2 separate regions of the Homo sapiens genome follow, and region 2 is linked to region 1. A link is a contact called in ENCODE Hi-C or POLR2A ChIA-PET data. All regions are on one chromosome and are shown on one strand. Each heading gives the region's core, a stretch centred on a gene start or an enhancer-like site at or near the end of the contact. The rest is flanking DNA. Distances are from core to core; before and after follow the strand shown.

The links. A loop is a pair of places that touch in the nucleus more often than their neighbours do. ChIA-PET counts read pairs that join two places held with the same protein, here RNA polymerase II (POLR2A). Pooled maps may share reads with other maps.
Region 2: a loop to region 1 is called in a pooled map, with 17 times the contacts of the local background. The contact joins the promoter of ILF3-DT here to the promoter of FEM1A in region 1. A Hi-C loop is called at or near these places in 1 of 50 pooled maps. POLR2A ChIA-PET finds 5 or more read pairs at or near these places in 2 of 52 experiments (OCI-LY7 and PC-3).

What each region holds. Positions count from the first base shown.
Region 1 is chr19:4,789,228-4,793,660 of GRCh38, forward strand. It overlaps FEM1A (fem-1 homolog A), which reads left to right and starts at 2,507. Exons shown (of 1, transcript NM_018708.3): 1 at 2,507-4,433. The coding sequence starts at 2,628. It overlaps LOC124904620 (a long non-coding RNA gene), which reads right to left and starts at 2,065. Exons shown (of 2, transcript XR_007067103.1): 1 at 1,971-2,065. RefSeq lists enhancers at 2,160-2,817, 2,328-2,597, 2,818-3,474, 3,128-3,187, 3,475-4,131.
Region 2 is chr19:10,651,179-10,655,611 of GRCh38, forward strand. ILF3-DT (ILF3 divergent transcript) reads right to left here and starts at 2,694. Exons shown (of 1, transcript NR_024333.1): 1 at 684-2,694. It overlaps ILF3 (interleukin enhancer binding factor 3), which reads left to right and starts at 3,168. Exons shown (of 20, transcript NM_017620.3): 1 at 3,168-3,309. RefSeq lists enhancers at 1,176-1,678, 1,679-2,180, 2,046-2,215, 2,456-2,925 and silencers at 3,016-3,255, 3,336-3,495.

The DNA of each region.
Region 1 (4,433 bases), core at 1,257-3,756:
ACAATGAGAGTGAAACTCCGTCTCAAAAAAAAAAAAAAAGAAAAGAAAAAAAGAAAAAGAAAACAACAACAACAAAAAAAGAATACTTACACTCGTAGGCATTACCCAAGAGAAATGAAAACATATTTCCACACAAAGACCTGTACGCAGAAGTTTATAGCAGCTTTATTTGTAATCATCTAAAACTGGAAAGAACCATCACGTAATGGATAAAAGAATGGTGGCTCGTTCTTGCCATGGAATACAGCTCCGTAATAAAAGGCAACGAACTGCTAATACACGTAACAGCATAGATGCATCTTGAATGCATTGTGCTGAATGAAAGCTGCAGACCCCAGAGGCCGCATACTGCATTTTTCCGTTTCTGTGCTGTTAGTATGAAACGCAGAGAACAGATCAGCAGTTACCAGTGGCTGCGGGTGGACAAAGGCGTTGATCAACAGGGCATGAGATAACATTCTTTTTTTTTGAGACGGAGTCTCGCTCTGTCGCCCAGGCTGGAGTGCAGTGGCGCGATCTCGGCTCACTGCAAGCTCTGCCTCCCGTGTTCACGCCATTCTCCTGCCTCAGCCTCCCGAGTAGCTGGGACTACAGGCGCCTGCCACCACGCCCGGCTAATTTTTTGTATTTTTAGTAGAGACGGGGTTTCACCGTGTTAGCCAGGATGGTCTCGATCTCCTGACCTCGTGATCCACCCATCTCGACCTCCCAAAGTGCTGGGATTACAGGCGTGAGACACCGCGCCCGGCCGGCATGAGATAACAATTCTGAATGAAGACGCTGTTGAACATCTTGGTTGTGATACTGGCTACATAGCTGCATGTTTGTCACACCTGTTCTCTTTATTTATTTTTATTTATTTATCTTAGAGACAGGGTCTCCCTCTGTCACCCAGGCTGAAGTACAATGGTGCAATCACGGCTCACTGCAGCCTTGACCTCCTAGGTTCAAGCGATCCTCCCACTTCAGCCTCCCGAGTAGCTGAGACAACAGGTGCACGCTACCACGCCCGGCTAATTTTTCTATTTTTGTAGAGATGTGCTATGTTTCCCAGGCTGGTCTCGAATTCCTGGGTTCAAGCAATCCTCCCACCTCAGCCTCCCAAAGTGCTGAGATTACAGGTGTGAGTCACCTTGCCCGGCCAAACCTGTCCTCTTTATTAAAAATGCATTTTATTGTATATATATTACACCTCGAATAAACTTTAAAAATAAAGAATTCGGGTCACCAAAGATTTCTTTTTCATAATATAATTCATTGTTGTCAAAAAATGCCAGGGAATGGATCACCTTACAACTGCTAGAATAGCTATCATCAAAAAGACGAAAGGTAACAAACGTTGGCAAGGATTTGAAGAGAACACTTATACACTACTGATGGTAATTTTAATTAGTATAGCCATTATAGAAAATGGTATGGAAGTTCCAAAGAAAAATTTAAAAATAAAACTACCAGGTGATCCAGGAATCCCACTTCTGGGTCTTTATCCAAAGGAATTGAAGTCAGCACGTCAGGCCGGGCATAGTGGCTCACGCCTGTAATTCTAGCACTTTGGGAGGCTGAGGCGGGCGGATCTCCCAAGGTCAGGAGTTCGAGACCATCCTGGCCAACATGGCGAAACCCGTCTCTACCAAAAATACAAAAATTAGCCGGGCGTGGTGGTGGATGTCTGTAGTCCCAGCTACTCGGGAGGCTGAGGCACGAGAATCACTTGAACCCGGGAGGCAGAGGTTGCAGTGAGCCGAGATTGCGGCATTGCCCTCCAGCCTAGGCAACAAGAGCGAGACGCTGTCTCAAAAACAAAAACCAAAACCAAAAAACCCCACAAAGTTATTGAAAGAAATAAATAAAAATAAATACGTAAATAAAAGAAGGAAATTCTGACACATACTAGAATATACATAAATGTATGTAAATGAATAAATGAATATATGAATGTGAGAATAAGAAGTGAGCGCGTCATTTTTTACCGTTCTCCCAGCTCAAAACGTTTTCGCCCCGTCCAGCTTTTCGGCCTCCTCCGGGCGCCCCCTGCCGGTGGGCCGCTTGCCCGTGCTCCAAGCCCAAAACAGACGCGTCCCCTCTAGTCGCTTTTAGCCTTCGGTCTCGGTCCTGATTGGCTCAGAGTCGCTCGTGATCCCTTTTGGGAAATGTAGTCCTTAAGGGTATCGCGCCTGCTTTTTCTATACGCTCTGACGCAGAGATAGCCACGGGAAGTACGTCACCAAATTTCGCCGGTTCCCACAAGCTAGGTCGTGTGACGCTGCATGACGGGAATTGTAGTCCTCAAATTGCTAGCTTCCGATGCCATGCGCTGCGACTGGAACGCCAATTCCCACCATGCCGCGCGCTCACAGCTCTCAGGGGCTGTCCTGTGGCCTTTGGGGAAGTGTAGTCTTGAGCCCCCAAGATTCCTTTTCTGTTCTATGGAGTGGGCCCGCGCAAAGGACTCCATTTCCCGGCGTGCTGCCATCCGTCGGGTCGCGGCAGCCATTTTGTTCCGCCCGAGGAGACCCTAAGATGGCGGCGAGGGGGACGGTGAAGGTTGCCTCCCGCCCGTCCGGGCTCTGATCCTCCGTCTCCCCGTCCCCCGGCGGCCGGCCCATGGCCTGGCGGAGGCCCGAACCATGGACCTCCGCACCGCCGTGTACAACGCCGCCCGTGATGGCAAGCTGCAGCTGCTCCAGAAGCTGCTCAGCGGCCGGAGCCGGGAGGAACTGGACGAGCTGACGGGCGAGGTGGCCGGCGGGGGAACGCCGCTACTCATCGCCGCCCGCTACGGCCACCTGGACGTGGTGGAGTACCTGGTGGACCGGTGCGGCGCGAGCGTGGAGGCCGGTGGCTCGGTGCACTTCGATGGCGAGACCATCGAGGGCGCGCCGCCGCTGTGGGCCGCCTCCGCAGCCGGCCACCTGGACGTGGTGCGGAGCCTGCTGCGCCGCGGGGCCTCGGTGAACCGCACCACGCGCACCAACTCCACGCCTCTCCGCGCCGCCTGCTTCGACGGCCACCTGGAGGTGGTGCGCTACCTGGTCGGCGAGCACCAGGCCGACCTGGAGGTGGCCAACCGGCACGGCCACACGTGCCTCATGATCTCGTGCTACAAGGGCCACCGTGAGATCGCCCGCTACCTGCTGGAGCAGGGCGCCCAGGTGAACCGGCGCAGCGCCAAGGGCAACACGGCCCTGCATGACTGCGCCGAGTCCGGCAGCCTGGAGATCCTGCAGCTGCTGCTGGGGTGCAAGGCCCGCATGGAACGTGACGGCTACGGCATGACCCCGCTGCTCGCGGCCAGCGTGACGGGCCACACCAACATCGTGGAGTACCTCATCCAGGAGCAGCCCGGCCAGGAGCAGGTCGCAGGGGGAGAGGCTCAGCCTGGGCTGCCCCAAGAAGACCCCTCCACCAGCCAGGGGTGTGCGCAGCCTCAGGGGGCTCCGTGCTGCAGCTCCTCCCCAGAGGAACCACTGAACGGGGAATCTTACGAAAGCTGCTGTCCCACCAGCCGGGAAGCTGCCGTGGAAGCCTTGGAATTGCTGGGAGCTACGTATGTGGATAAGAAACGAGATCTGCTTGGGGCCCTTAAACACTGGAGGCGGGCCATGGAGCTGCGTCACCAGGGGGGCGAGTACCTGCCCAAACCGGAGCCCCCACAGCTGGTCCTGGCCTATGACTATTCCAGGGAGGTCAACACCACCGAGGAGCTGGAGGCGCTGATCACCGACCCGGATGAGATGCGCATGCAGGCCCTGTTGATCCGGGAGCGCATCCTCGGTCCCTCGCACCCGGACACTTCCTATTACATCCGTTACAGGGGTGCCGTGTACGCCGACTCGGGCAATTTCGAGCGCTGCATCCGCTTGTGGAAGTACGCCCTGGACATGCAACAGAGCAACCTGGAGCCTCTGAGCCCCATGACCGCCAGCAGCTTCCTCTCCTTCGCGGAACTCTTCTCCTACGTGCTTCAGGACCGGGCCGCCAAAGGCAGCCTGGGCACCCAGATCGGCTTTGCAGACCTCATGGGGGTTCTCACCAAAGGGGTCCGGGAAGTGGAACGGGCCCTGCAGCTGCCCAGGGAGCCCGGAGACTCAGCCCAGTTCACCAAGGCGCTGGCCATCATCCTCCACCTGCTCTACCTGCTGGAGAAAGTGGAGTGCACCCCCAGCCAGGAGCACCTGAAGCACCAGACCGTCTACCGCCTGCTCAAGTGCGCGCCCAGGGGCAAGAACGGCTTCACCCCTCTGCACATGGCTGTGGACAAGGACACCACAAACGTGGGCCGCTATCCCGTGGGCAGATTCCCCTCCCTGCACGTGGTCAAAGTGCTGCTCGACTGCGGGGCCGACCCGGACAGCAGGGATTTTGACAACAACACCCCGCTACACATAGCAGCCCAGAACAACTGCCCGGCCATCATGAATGCCCTGATCGAA
Region 2 (4,433 bases), core at 1,444-3,943, 5.9 Mb after region 1:
AGTGCAATGGCACGATCTCAGCTCACTGCAACCTCTGCCTCCCGAGTTCATGCCATCCTCCTGCCTCAGCCTCCCGAGTCGCTGAGACTACAGATGCCCACCACCACGCCCGGCTAATTTTTTTTTGTATTTTTAGTAGAGACGGGGTTTCACTGTGTTAGCCAGGATGGTCTTGATCTCCTGACCTCGTGATCCGCCCACTTCAGCCTCCCAAAGTGCTGGAATTACAGGCGTGAGCCACCGCGCCCGGCGTCTTTGGCACATTTGACGTATCATGTGACTATGCTACCTATTAAAAATCCACAGTAAAATGTAAATAAAATAGAAAAGCAGAGGGTACAGCATGCACTCATTTCTTTTTTGAGACGGTCTAGCTGTGCCATCCAGGCTGAAAAGTGCAGTGACTCCATCACGGCTCACTGCAGCCTGGACCTCCACAGCTCAAGTGATCCTCCCACCTACTCCTCCCAAGTAGATGGAACTATGGACACAGGCCATCACGCTCAGCTAATTTTTGTAGAGACTGGGTTTTGCCATGTTGCTCAAGCTGGCCTCAAACTCCTGGGCTTAAGGGATCCTCCAGCCTCGGCCTCCCAAAGTGTGGGGATTACAGGCGTGAGCCACCATGCCCGGCTAGGCACTCATTTCTGTAATTGTTGCAGGAAACAAAGGACCAGAGAGACTGACACGGGAAACAGGAGGATTTATTTAGATGTACACCGGCTCAGTGGATTTGTATCTGAAAAGCTGACCATTGAACAAAGACTGAGTGTGGTTTTTATAGGCAAACTTACAGAAGCAAAACAAAAGCAGTTAATGATACAGTCACAGGTCATGTAATCTATAGCATAACTGCTGACTTAGCATAACTTGTGGCTTTGCACAGCTGTTGGCCTTGCAGCTGTGTCAAAAGAAAAACAGAGTCTACAAATCTTACTAAATACAACCATTGGCAAACAGTCATATTTAATGGTTCAGAAAAGGAGAGACAGTAAAGGAATTTTTCTTTTCAACTTTGCTCCGGAGGAGGCTGTCTGGAGCCCATTCCTTTGGCCTCGACTTTTCAGTGTTATAACTGTCCTTGAAGTAAGCTGGCTAAGCAGAGGAAAACTTGTTCTTGTTTTCTTTTTAACCCTTACCCCCTGCCACATAATCACATCTTTACACTTCTTTTTTTTTTTTTTTTTTTTTTTTAAGATGGGAAGTCGGAGTCTCGCTCTGTCGCCCAGGCTGGAGTGCAGTGGTGCCATCTCGGCTCATTGTAACCTCTGCCTCCCAGGTTCAAGTGATTCAAGCCATTCTTGTGCCTCTGCCTCCTGAGTAGCTGGGATTATAGGCGCACACCACCACACCTGGCGAATTTTTTTTTTTTTTTTTTTTTGAGGCTGAGTCTCACTCTATCGCCCAGGCTGGAGTGCAATGGAGCAATCTCGGCTCACTGCAACCTCCGCCTCCTGGGTTCAAGCGATCCTCCTGTCTCAGCTTCCTGATTAGCTGGGATTACAGGCGCCCTCCACCACACCCAGTTAATTTTTCTATTTTTAGTGGAGACGGTGTTTCACCATGTTGGCCAGGCTGGTCTCAAACTCCTGACCTCAAGTGATCCGCCCACCTCAGCTTCCCAAAGTGCTGGGATTACAAGCGTGAGCCACCACGCCCAGCCAGGAAACCCATTTTCAACACCTCCTTGCTCTTTTTTTTTTCTGAGACAGAGTCTCGCTCTGTCGCCCAGACTGGAGTGCAGTGGCGCAATCTCGGCTCACTGCAACCTCCGCCTGCCAGGTCAAACAATTCTCCTGCCTCAGCCTCCCAAGTAGGTGGGACTACAGGCATGTGCCACCACACCCGGCTAATTTTCTTTTGTATTTTTAGTAGAGACGGGGTTTCACCATGCTGGCCAGGCTGGTCTCGAACTCCTGACCTCGTGATCCGCCCGCCTCGGCCTCCCAAAGTGCTGGGATTACAAACGTGAGCCACCGCGCCTGGCCTTCCTTGCTCTTCTTGCTCCAAATCCTGGGAACGTCTGAATCAACAGGCGGACATCTGTCAAACCTTCCTAGCAACTACGCCTGCGGATGGCCAACCTGACCCTGGAAGACAGTGGGGTTTAGTTAAGCACAGATTGTACATCGGGGGCCTCATAAGGCGCCTGGAAGCATTCAAGAACACCACGCTTGTAAGGACAAAGCACTCGGTCACGGGCGCCTTTACTTCGGAGCTCCGCGCTGCTGCTGGACGAGCGTCCGTTGAGTCCCAGCCCCAATTTTTCCAGGAAATGGCGGTGAGCCCTCTAGTGAGATATTTTTTGGCCTGGGCCTCAGTTTCTCCATCTGTCAATGGGGGAAGGGGAAGGCGGGCTAGAGGACCCCGACCAGGTCGGCTGCAGCCTTCGGAAGCTACGGCCCAGGGACGCCACACCAAGGCAGGTCTGCGGGACGAAAGAACCCAAGAACCCGGGCGCGCATTGGCGCCGGTCCCGGGCTCAAGGGGCAGCAACGAGGAGACGCTGGACCTGGCCGTTCCTCGCACACATCTCTAACCTTCTGTGCCTCTCAAGGGAGATGGGGTGAGCATAGCCACCTCCACTGGAGCCCGAAAATCCCCGGCCGAGATACCGCCACTAAAAAGGTACACATGCGTCAAAGCCTCTCGGAGCCATTTCCGCTAACGTACTCAGGGCGACGGGCGTAAGATGGCGGCCGCGCAGGCGCAAAATGTCGCAGCCGTAGGGAGGCTCCGCCTCTGACGCTTGCCTTGCATCACGTGGTAATGGCCGCTCAAAAAACGCCTTAGCGAAAACCAGAGCGTGCCCTCGTCACGTGATGGAGGACTCCCAGTACGGCAAAGGGAAGGCGCCAAAAGTTGTCAGATGGCGAAGGAAACCGCGAAATTCGCCATTGTCACATGATGGAGCAACCTATCGAAAGCGGAGGGAAAGGTGCCGAAGTCACGTGACTACGCACGCAAACACTCCCGCTTGCACCACGTGCAACTCACGCCCACCCCCTCAGCCCCCCCCTTATCTCTTTTCGCCCCTCCCTCCCATTTGGGTTGGGCCTGCGTCGAGGCGCAACGCGGCGTCAAAGGGGGCGGGGCTTCAGCCGGTCACGTGTTCCCGCACCTCCCCGGCGCGCGCCTGCCCGCCCGCCCGCTCGCCCCCGGTCCGGACTCCTCCTCCTCCTCTTCTCGCCATTGCAGTTGGACCCAGCAGCCCGGCGCGCACCGCGTGGCTTTTGGGGGCAGACCCCGGCGGGCTGTGGCAGGAGGGCGGCGGCGGCGGCTGCGGTCGAAGAAGGGGACGCCGACAAGGTAAGCGTCAATGTGGCGGCGGCCGGGCCCGCTCCCGCCTCTGCCCCTCCCCCCGCCCGCCCTCAGTGAGATCCCCACTGAGGGTTCGCGGTGACAAGGCTGGAGGGATCCCACGCTCGCCGCCTCCGCCCGGTTCCCTCATCCCGGCGCCTGGCCCGTTCCTCCCTTGCCGGCCTCGCTCCCGCGCTCGGCCGTTAACTCTCTTCCATTGTGCGGAGGAAACAAAATGGCGGCTGCGGCGGCGGCGAGGACTCGGTGCGCGCGCAGCCGCTCCCCCCCGCACGCGGCCCCTCGGCCGGCGGCGGCGCCACGCGCGGGGGGGTGCGCGCGCACCGGGCCCCCGGCTGCCGCCTCCCCGCGGCTGGGCTTTTGTCTGTTGCGGGGGTCCTGGGGACGCGCGCACGTGCTTGGAGCACACACCCCCTCGGGTCCCGAGTTCCGCGGCGGGGCGACCCCCCTTCCTCACTCCTTCCCTACCCCCTCCTCCTCTTTGTCCCGGTCCCGCCCCCGATTCCAGGAGAGTCCCAGGTTCCCGAGGCGGGAAAAGTCGCCTCCTTTGTCCTCACAGGTCGCGGAGAGGCGGACCCCCTCCTTGGAAGCCCCTTCCCACGCGGATTGCTGAGGAAGCCTTTGTGGGTTCGTCGGGTTTCCAAATCTCTGGTCAGCCAGGCCTCTCTCAGATCAGGGTCAAAACTTGAGAGGGTTTCAGCTTTTTCTTTAGTTAGTTTGTTTTCATTGTTGAATGTTTTTCCAGATTGTTAGTATTTGCCTTCTCTAGACCGGCAATCTACTTGGGTGCAAGCCTGGGCCCCGAAACGTGGATGCTTAAAACCCATTTCTACCTTTATTTTCTCAAGTAGTTGAACGATTGAGATTCTCGAGGTTACTCATGAGGTTCTGCCCCAGTTAATTCACCGCCTGGATGAATTATTTGGGGTGTACGGCGGTCTGCATGCTCCTCCCCCAGTTCAGTGGCCAAATTTGAGGAGAATGAGGGATCTCTTCTCCACATTTCCAACATTGTTTGCCAGTTGCTGCTTAGGTGACATGGATCAGCAACGAAGCGTCGGTTTCAGTGGTTTCTTTTTCTGGACTCCGGTAATTCACTGCTGCTGAATCTTTTT